Linked DNA regions of Homo sapiens: region 2 is linked to region 1. The links are chromatin loops, found by intact Hi-C in ENCODE. Cell type or tissue: testis. All regions are shown on one strand. Links, peaks and the distances in the headings refer to the core of each region. The heading gives the core; the rest is flanking DNA.

Region 1 (5,382 bases), core at 343-5,342:
ACACATGCACACGTATGTTTATTGTGGCACTATTCACAATAGCAAAGACTTGGAACTAACCCACATGTCCACCAATGATAGACTGCACTAAGAAAATGTGGCACATATACACCATGGAGTACTATGCAGCCATAAAAAAGGATGAGTTCATGTCCTTTGTAGGGACATGGATGAAACTGGGAACCATCATTCTCAGCAAACTATCACAAGGACAGAAAACCAAACACTGCATGTTCTCACTCATAGGTGGGAACTGAACAATGAGAACACTTGGACACAGGGTGGGGAACATCACATACCGGGGCCTGTCATGGAGTTGGGGGCAGGGGGACGGATAGCATTAGGAGATACACCTAATATAAATGACGAGTTAATAGGTGCAGCACACCAACATGGCACATGTATACATATGTAACATACCTGCACTTTGTATACATGTACCCTAGAACTTAAAGTATAATAATAAAAAAATTATATTTTAAGTAGAGACAGGATGTCACCATGTTGGCCAGGCTGGTCTCGATCTGCTGACCTCATGGTCCGCCGACCATGGCCTCTCAAAGTGCTGGGATTACAGGTGTGAGCTACCATGCCTGGCTGCCTGACAACTTTTCAAGACTGAGAGCTGCCTGGTCCAGAGCCAGGGGGCTGTGACAGTCTTCCAGGGCAGTCCCAATTTAAAATATTCTGCCTTGTTGTATCCCAGTGCAATGAAGTATTTCTTACATAGAAGCACTAGAACATACAGACTTCTTAACAACATAAGCAACAATAACTACTCCTTCTGTAACTCTTATGAGTATCAGATTTTAAGCATTTTTTTAAAACAAATTTGCAGTAAAATATATATAAAACATTTGCCATTATAACCTAAGTGCTTTTTATATATAGGCTGAGTATCCCTTATTGGAAGTGCTGGGGACCAGCAGTATTTTGCATTTAAGATTTTTTTTTTTTCAGATTTGGAATACTTGCAGTATTACTAGTTGGATATTCCTAATCTGAGCATCTGAAACTCAAGATGCTCCAAGGAACATTTCATTATGGTGTCATATCGACACTAAAAAATGTTTGGATTTTATAGCATTTTGGATTTTGGATTTCTGGATTAGGGATGCTCAATCTGTGTAAACTCATTTCATCTTCACAACTACCAGTTTTGCAGATGAGAAAACTGAGACACAAAGGTTATGCAACTTGCCCAAGGTTGTTCACCTGGGAAGTGGCAGAACCAGGGTTCAGATCCAGACTGTCTGGCTTCAGAGCCCATGTTCTAAGCACAAAGCCACTTTGGTAAACAGAAAGAAGTCCCTTTGATCCCTGTTAGCCCATTTCAAGTTGCTAACTCCAGGGTTTCTCCTGGAAGTAGAGTTACTAAGGAGAGCGGGTTAGGCAGGACATGTTTAAGACGGGGTTGAGATCCAAGGGCTTTCAGATTTGAGTGCTCAGTCTTCTACTTACGCTCCCCCAGTTGCCAACTCTCCAGGTGGCCGAGACAGGGCAGTCCCTCAGGTAACAGGGGTGAACACTGGGGGGCTGCGTGCCTGGGCAGTTGATGGTGGTTTGGTAGCTGTATTCATAATTCTCCTTCCCGGTGTAAATCTCGCTGCACGAGACAAGCCTTTGTTTGTAGCCTTTTCCACAGGTCACTGAGCACTGCAAAGACAGGGATTGAGAGGAGAGGTTCGAGCAGTTCCTGGGGGCAGCCCACAATAGGCCCCTGACCTCCACACCAAGCGCTGACCGTGTGACTATGCTGCAGAAAGCTCCCACTTCATTAGCTTATTTATTCATTTCAAGTGGCAGGCCCTGAGCGCACAGGAGACAGGCAACCCTACAGGGTGCCTCTGGGATCTGGTGCTTCCACTGGCATCTTCTCAGCCCCCACTGCAGGTGGGGTTGCCTCAAACCCCTTCTGGAGGTTTCGAAGGGAGGAGGAGGGGGAGGTGCTCCAGCTGTCATTCATTCAGTTTGCATCTTCAGCCCAACTGCACAGGTTGGCAAACTGCTCTTTTCTAAAGCTATGATGACCACCAAATTGGGAAGGGAAGAGGAGACAGCAGCAGCTGACCCGTGAGTCGGCATTTTGAGTGTGAAATCCAAGCACTGAGCCAACGGGGACTCTGGGACTGTTTTCCTTCCCTCCGTGGTGCTGTTGGCTTTCCTACCTGCCCTCCATTTAATTTCTTTCTCCTATCTCTCTCCCTGGCTATAGATTTTTTTTTTTTTTTTTTGAGACTGTGTCTCACTCTGTTGTCCAGGCTGGAGTGCAGTGACATGATCTCCGCTCAATGAAACCTCCGTCTCCCAGGTTCAAGTGATTCTCATGCCTCAGCCTCCCAAGTAGTTGGGATTACAGGTGTGTGCCACCACACCCAGCTAGGCTATAGATGTTGACTGGCATGTTACCTTTCTGCTTTTCTACCTCTTGCTCTATATCACGCCCTCATCTGTACTCTTTTATCCTAAGTCTATGGCATTTAAACATACTCTACCAATACAGAAATGCAGAAGAAATACACATCGTTATAGTGTCCCAACTTTCAACCTCCTTAGCTAAGTTTTTTTTTTTATCATTTTCTATATAAAAAATAAAACAGAGTTACAATTAATTTAGTTTTGATGATATTTTTAGGCAACAGCATCAAATAACTGGTCATCTTTTGTAAATGTGCTTCATAAACTTGGGGTAGAGTGCCGGTATTCTCTAGACTTACGGTTCTTGGGTGAGGGTGGGATAAATACCCCAAAACAGTATGCCACATGTGGTGTGTTATGCTTTTTCTGGGGTGAGGGACCACAGCTTTCATCAATTCTCAAGGGCAGTGAGAAGCCACAGTGTCTGCTCTGCCCTAATGTCTCCTGCTGCTTTTAGTCACATAGTTTTCTTCTCCTGCAACTTTTCCAGGGAAAAGGCTCTCCTTGAAGAAATCCCAGAGGCAGGAGAGAACAAGTCCAGCTAGAGGCACGCAGAGCATCCCTAGGCCTTCCCTTCCAGTTGGCTCGAGACATAGAAATGCTCTGTGTACATTTCTTCCTTCTTTGGCTGCTGCTGTTCAAATGTTTGAAGGCCAAGTTGACGCCAGGCCAGGAAAGTGTAAGGCCAGCCCGGGGTGTTTCATGCAGATGGCTAACAAACTCTGTCCAAGCTGTGGGTAATCTTAGTGTCTGACCCAGTGTTGCATGCATTGACAACAGTCCATACTAACTTAAACAAAGTTGTGCATTTGAGAGGGGCAAGGAATGAGACTCTTGACCCCTACAAACCAGGAGCAAAAGTCGTCCCCTGGCTATTTATGTGGGGGGGAGCCCAGTGGGAGACAGGCATTTGCTGATGGAACTGAGCCCCAAATATGGTCAGGCTAAACACAGAGGCCTCCACATCTCTATAAAGAAGCTGGCAAGAACAGATGCTCTCAGCTAGCTGATATCAGCATTGTGAAAATGTTGACTGCTGCTGGTTTCCTCAAACCATTTCAGAGAGAAACTCATACTGTAGACTCTGCATGCCTTGGTGTATGTGCTTGGTTCCACATGAGCACGTATTACTTTTCTAAATTGAAAATAACAGCAAAGCAAAACAATAAGACTGTGGGCTCCCTGCATGAGCTGTACACTTCAGGCCCTGCTAGAAAATGCATGTGTCAATCAGGACTGACAGAGCTCTTCTTTGCCAGTCTAGCTCGGGCCTCCGCCAATTCAGGTGGAGTAGAGCTCAGAGAAAAACACACAAAGAAGCCTCCAGGTAATAGAGGTCCCAGAGAGAAGGCATGTCTTCTTTTCTAGAGAGGATGCTGGTGCCAGTCCCTTTCGGCCCCTCTCCCCTCATTGCAGGTTTCCTTCCCTGTGGTCCCTGTATCTGTGCTAAATACTGTTTCCAGCCCTGTAGTTGTTGCCCATAAATTTGCAGACTTTTCAATTCATGATACACCTGCAAATTTACAGAAATGTGGAAGGCTTCCTTTTTTCTTTTCAATCTTCTCCCTGTTTCATCTTTTGGGGGTTATGGTTATATTAAAGCTATAGGAGTAATATGACTCAAGTCCCATAATAAAAGTGCTACACAAGAGATAAGCTAAGATGAAGATGTCAATCTTGGCCAGGTGAAAGGTGAGATCCCCCTGCGTTGGGATCTGGATGGGTTGGAACCTATGCCTCAAACCCAATATCAAGAACTATTCTGAACACTCATTTGGATTCCACATGTTCCTGGCTGGCCAAGAGCAAATCAATGTCGTAAAGATCAGAACCATGTCTCCTCTTCACTCTCTAAGGGCATGCGGTACTACTCAGGGCATACCGAGAAGATGCAGGGTTGGGGTCGAGCAGGGTTTCCCAGCCTCAGCACCACTGACATTTGGGCCAGATAATTCTGTATTGTGAGGGCTGCCCTGCGCACTATAGGATTCTTAGCCCCATCCCTGGCCTCCACCTTCCAACCCTGGCCAGTAGGGTCCCCTTTCCCCAGCTGTCACAACCAAACTGTCTCTAGACACTGCCAAATGTCCCCTCGAAGGACAAAATTCACAGGAATAAAGGATAGGGCGAGATAATTAGAAAAGACTTTGGGATCAGCTTTAGTGCAGGAAGCAATTCAACACCCAACACACACATCATCTAAATGCAAATATTCATCTCATTAACATGTGAAATTGCTGCCTGTCAAACTTTGAAGAGACCCAGTGGCAGCAATCATATTACCTAACAATTTTCAATACCTTTACTGTGAGTCCAGATGCCTCCCTTTCGAATCTCTAAATGCTTTTGGGCAAATGACAACTGGTTTGACTGCTACAGATCTCTCATACAGATATGAACATATTACGATGTTTGAAAATAATATAATCATGCTATGATTACTACTGGTTTATTACCATTAAAAAGGGTCTAGATAAGCACTGTGCACAGGAAGATATATGAAAAAATGGTACTTGAGATACTTCGGATATTATAGAAAATTATTTTCTTCCTCTGAAGCTGTTTGTTAAACAGGCACAACACATCTGGTTCATGAAAGGGGTTTGTTTGCCCCTTACAATGTTTTAAAACCAAAAATTTCAGCCCCCATTTTCAAGTTAGGAAATCTCACATACTAGTCCAGATTTTTAGCCTCTCTTGAAAAATCAGGTCTGGTAACGCTAGACCACATTTCTGCATGGCCACAGCTGGAGTGAAAGAGATTCTGCTCCCTTCACACAGCATGTGCTAGTTTGTCACAGTTGCCATCTCTCCTTGTTGTATCCCTGGCACTACAGTATTTTCTTATACTTAACTGTCTTCAGGCACCTCACAGCATCCTATGAGTTTGCAGCCCCTGTAATAATTTCTTCTTTATGCCAATAGGACATCAAGGTGAATCACAGAATGTAGACCTGAAGGGAC
Region 2 (5,382 bases), core at 155-5,154, 47 kb after region 1:
TATTTAGAAAGTGTTTAAGGAAGAGAATACCATGGAAATTAATTTATAATTCTCTAAGACTTATGTTTTTCCCCCTGTTTTCCCAAATAATTCTTCCTGGAGAGGTAAATATAGAATAATCAATGGAACTGAGATGATCAATGGAATTGAGTCTGGGAAGGGAAATGCAGGTTTCTTTTTTTCACCAAACCACAAGAATATGCAATAAATAGCCTTGTGTGTTTCTTCCTAAGGGTTAAGAGATTTTTTTTTTTTTGGGTCAAAGTTAATGAACTACGACTTTGTGGACAGCTAGTAGACTTTCTAAAACATAACTCTGGTACTGGTATTGCTGTTGGTCTAGTGAACTGGGTGAAAACACAATGAGCTTAAGAGGGAATTTCACGAAAAATAATATATAATAGGAGATGAGGGAAGTTGGGAATGTCAGAAGATGTTCCTGAGATTCTAAGGTTATTTCTGATCTTCAAAAATGTTCATCTGGGGAAGGTGCCATTATTGTAGGGAAAATGCTCCTACTGAACTGACTAGAGATACAACAGACCAGAGCTCTCTGACCCAGAGTGGCGTTTCTTAAGTTCTGGAAGAAAATACTTAACAGTCCAGCTAAATAGTACCAGTGGAGATAATGCTCCAAATTCTTCTAGATTTCTGCCTAATACAAAGTATAGTGATTATATAGTTAGTGTTACACCTGCAGACACGACCCCAGCCATTGAAACCCTTGACTCTTAGAAATGTCAACAGGTATTAACCATGTCACTTCACTTAATCTGCTCTTTAGCTGGTTTCAGGGATGGTTAAGACTTCTGAGAACCATACTGGGTAAAAAAACATTCTGGATATGACTTAATACAATACTAAATTCAGCTTCAGTGCAATTAATGTATTTACAGGACCATTTTTCCTCTATTTACATGAAACAGCCCTAACGGCTCCACAGCTTATGGGCACAACTCAGCCAAAGTATTGTTTTGACACAGCTGATGCTTCTGTTTGCCAAGAGCTGCCCCAGAAGTTTGCATCATATTTACAGTGGCAAACCTGTCTCACCATGTCAGCTGCTGGCTAAGCAGATAGCAAAGGAAGACTAGGACCAAAGCAAAAAATGGTCCCAAACGGGCTTCCTATCTCTGTGCAAGAGAGAGAACATTTCCGACACCCTAAAAGGCACCAGGTCACCTGTTCCATTTTTGGTCTTTTGCATTTTTAAATGATTTTAGTCTATTTTGTGGGCACAGACTTTGTAAAAATTATGTTCAGAGCTGTACCCGAGTCACACAGGCAAATTACAGTCACTGAAGAAAAATTGCTTTGGCCTCAGTAAGCAGGTATCTTTCCCAAAAAGTCAAAACTACTACAGCTTAGAAAAGGAAAGAATGTGTGCTATTGAGTTGTCTGTTAAAATCACTATGTATGTGTGTGTGTATGATGTGTGTGTGTGTGTGTGTGTGTGTGTGTGTGTGTGTGTGTATTTAGGCTAAGAAAAGGCAGCTACTTCTTGGCACCAGGTCCTGTATGAGGTACACTTATTCTTTAAAGTCACTTTGGCAATATCATAAAAAGTTAATTCTATTATGTGCCAATATGGAGAAAATAATAGACTATTTATAGCAGAGTTTCTGGGATGCCCTTGTAAGTGTGACAATTATCTGCCACAGAGGAGTGCCCCAGAATACCTTGGAATTAGATAGTTTGGTTAACAAACATGAATAGTTAGGGCCGTACCGAGCTCCAAGGGCCAGTACTCCATGCAGCGTCGTGTGGACAAGCATGTGTGTTACACTGCTCACGATCGGGAGGTTTATCAAGAATTTCACAGCTCAAATCTGGAAACCGTTCACCGTTGGACCGCTGACAGACCACCAGTCTTGTTCTTATGCCTCCACCACACAGCTTAGTGCACTGGAAGAAGGAAAAGGAAGGCTGCAGTTATTTTGTCTGAAAGGCCAATGACAAATTTCCTTTCTCCCTAATTTCTTAGCCAAACTCAATTATGGCATTGGGCAAGGTAAGCCTCTGACAGATGGAACCAAGGTGAATTACCAATAGTGATACGTAAAACAGACCAAGACTCTCCTACTTTAATGGCAGGTATTAGTTATTAAGTGCTTTCTCTTAACTTGCACTGAGGACTTTTGCATATATTATCTAATCAAGAGGAGTGTAATTATTTGCCCCATCTTATATATGAAGCAATTAAGGTGAAGGGAGGTTAATTAACTCGATCAAGTCCAATCTGTTAGCAAGTAACAAAGATCCTTTCTTTTTTTTTGAGACGGAGTCTTGCTCTGTCATCCAGGCTGGAATGCAGTGGCACGATCTCGGCTCACTGCAACCTCCGCCTCCCAGGTTCAAGTGATTCTCCTGTCTCAGCTTCCCGAGTAGCTGGGACTACAGGCGTGTGCCATCACACTCGGCTAATTTTTTTGTATTTTTAGTAGAGATGGGGTTTCACCGTGTTAGCCAGGATGGTCTCGATCTCCTGAGCTCATGATCCTCCCACCTCGGCCTCCCAACAAAGATTCTTTGAGAAATACCAAACCAAACCAAAACAAAACAAAAATAGACAAACAAAAACTACCCAATACCAAACAAAGGAGACAATGACTTAACTGGTTCTATTTTCTGGCAAATTTTAAGAAGCTGTCACCAATCCTTGGCTGTTCTCTGACTCCGTCTCCATAGCCCTTTATGACACTAACCTATTTTACTGTATCTCTGAATGTGAGGACAACTATGACTTTCCCCTTGGATGAATAAACAGCATGGTGGGAACACTGGATAAGGTTCTGACTCCTGGCTAGATCTAAACTTCTGAGGCAGGAACACGTTGTATTTCTTGGACAGTGCTGCTGCGCTCAAATCCAGCAACACTGACATTTGGTTTCCCTGCTGTGTCAAGGCCAGATCTCCCACAGAATTTGGAATGATCTGGTCTGTGCTGACAGCAAAGCATCCCAGCAAGTTCGTGTACTCTCCTGGCTTGAATCCAATTACAGAAGCTTAATCACAGGCCCCACAGGACAGAACTTTGCGAGGAGGTTTTGGGAAATCCACAATACATGAGTCACAAAGCCTCATTCCCTTTTCTTTCCCTTCAACAAAGCTCTCCAGAATGACATAACTGTCAATGAAAGTCAACAATAATCCCGTTATGACTGCCTATGACTACTAGGTTATATGGCTGAAACCATGAAATGTGGACACGTGATTTCATTCAGCCAAGGATGTGGACTAACATGCCCATCAATCTCATTTGTCTTTTTCCCCCCCTTGGCACTGGGACCTCCAAAGTGTTATTTCTCGTGTTTTATTTGATAAATGTTATAGTCAAGACAGAACAACTCAACAAACTTTAAATATGTGCTCTCCCTGTGGATTCAAGAATAGAGAGATATATTCTTAGTTAATTAAACACAAAACAATAAGCATCTAGGCCCTATGTATAATAAGGGCTCAAACCCCCACTTAGTCACAGTATTATTAATAATTATTCTTAACATTAATTATTACTACATTATAGTGGCAGTTAATTGATTAAAGGCGATGTGCTACGCATTTGATAGATACTACCTCATATCATGGTCATAAATACTAAGAAGTTGGTGCTATTACTATCCTTATTTACAGATGAGGATATAAATATTTGGCAAAGATACTACATTATTTGCCAAGGTCACAAAACTTTTAAGAGCCAGAGCTGAGAACAGGACACGGTTTTCTCAGCTTCCAATACTCAGTTGTCCCCTATCAGTCGTCACAGGCAACCCTGAAAAGGTAGCAGCTAAATAATTCCATATTTGAGAAAACACAGCTAACTACTCACTTCTGCAATAAAAATACATCATCTTTCATAGGAATTATAACACCTACTCAATCTGGCTTCATTAGTGACTTGGAATGTTGGGAGACATTATGCCATGGGAACAGGGCATAACACAAACACCCCAAAACTATGAAGAAGAGGGCAAGACTTCCATGGACCGATTTAACACATATTTTCAATCACTTTAAAAGCATCTATTTTTTAATCATCAGAGGTGAACAAATAACTTAAACCAGTATTTATCTGTATTCTCACCTAATTTTCCTCACCTGTGTACCCAAACTGTCTCTTAGTGGTAATAGGAACACTTTAAAATAGTCCAGAATTTAAGAAGACAGGTTTCCTAGTTAATCCCCACCCCAGAAGCTTCTACTAGAGCTAGTTCTTCTCCTTGAAAATAAAATCTGAATGATAAATACAGTTTGGTTAACACAATTCCTCTGTATTTATAGACGGATAGTTCACTCTCACCTCTCCCCAGTTGCCATAAGCCCACTGAGGACAAGGGCCGGATTCACAGGCTCTTTGCTCATCAGGTTTTATTCTCTCCACACAGTCGTTTGCGGTGTATCCATTTTCATCCTGACATACAACAACACGCCGCTGGGATCCGCCAGCACAGGTACTGGAACACTAAACACATCAGTCGACAAGTTAATCCCCACCTCAATCTCCATCTTAGGGACACAGAAGCAGCTGGTTGAAAGGTTAAGACAAATGTGCTGAAAAGCATTCTCAAGTCATCCACGAAGGACAAAAAGCAATCAGGAAAACCCAAGAACTTCCCCACTGTGGGGCTGTTTCATGTACACATCCTATAGACACACCTGGAGGGCAGAAATGTGTCTTCTCTTCTGGTGTGCCTCAGGCCCTCTACAGGGGTTCCATAAATGCCTAATGTGACTTCCAAAGCAGGCCACTTACTGTCTTTATCCCCTCTGCATCTCTAAGAGGTACAGAGGTGTTGATGGACACGACAGTTAATTTGGAAATTCTTTTCAAAACTTCAAGTGCCTATTTAGAACCAATATTTGATTTTCCTTTCAACGCGGAGGTCAAATTACATGCCTAATGAATTGCCAGTTGTAGAAATTAAGCTTCTGTATGAACTCCTTCAATTACTCCAGGAAAACATCATGGAATGTCATTTAGACATCATTTCCTAGCAGATAAAATGTTCCTTTCTCTCTCTTTACAACAGCCTGAACTTCGGTGGCTAATGGTAGTAAGACTTGTTTTATTTATTTTTTACTTCCCCAATGAACTTAATTGAATTTCATCATGACAAACCTCTCTTCGGCCGTGCTTTCAGCCTAACACCCTCTCTTTCATGGTTTGTCATGGGGTTATGTTTGCATTTCATTTCATTTCCCATACAAGCCTCTCATAGTTCACTTATTTACACCTGAAGTGTTTTCTTCTTTCCATAACTTCTTTATCTTTTTAAACCCAAAATGTTTGCTAGTGTCCTTTACCCCGACCCTTGTAAAATCAGTTTGCCTATAAAATAATCATCTGGTCCTCAAAGCAATGTATTTCTCACGATTTATCAA

Evidence for each region. Peaks named below come from ENCODE experiments on the same cell type or tissue, not always from the same donor. Only the 100,000 strongest peaks of a DNase experiment are listed, where the experiment ranks them.
Region 2: it touches region 1 in a loop (2.2-fold over the local background); 2 of 110 quality-filtered maps call a loop at or near these places.

The regions. Positions count from the first base shown.
Region 1 is chr3:64,545,297-64,550,678 of GRCh38, forward strand. ADAMTS9 (ADAM metallopeptidase with thrombospondin type 1 motif 9) reads right to left here. Exons shown (of 40, transcript NM_182920.2): 32 at 1,462-1,656. Among named protein-coding and RNA genes, the nearest start is that of ADAMTS9-AS1, 13 kb to the right of the region's middle. In testis, for the core only: no CTCF peak of the experiment used is centred there; a DNase peak (open chromatin) is centred at 3,085.
Region 2 is chr3:64,592,530-64,597,911 of GRCh38, forward strand. ADAMTS9 (ADAM metallopeptidase with thrombospondin type 1 motif 9) reads right to left here. Exons shown (of 40, transcript NM_182920.2): 27 at 4,301-4,462; 28 at 1,729-1,905. Among named protein-coding and RNA genes, the nearest start is that of ADAMTS9-AS1, 34 kb to the left of the region's middle. RefSeq lists an enhancer at 4,418-5,005. In testis, for the core only: no CTCF peak of the experiment used is centred there; DNase peaks (open chromatin) are centred at 1,822 and 2,912; H3K27ac peaks cover 499 bases.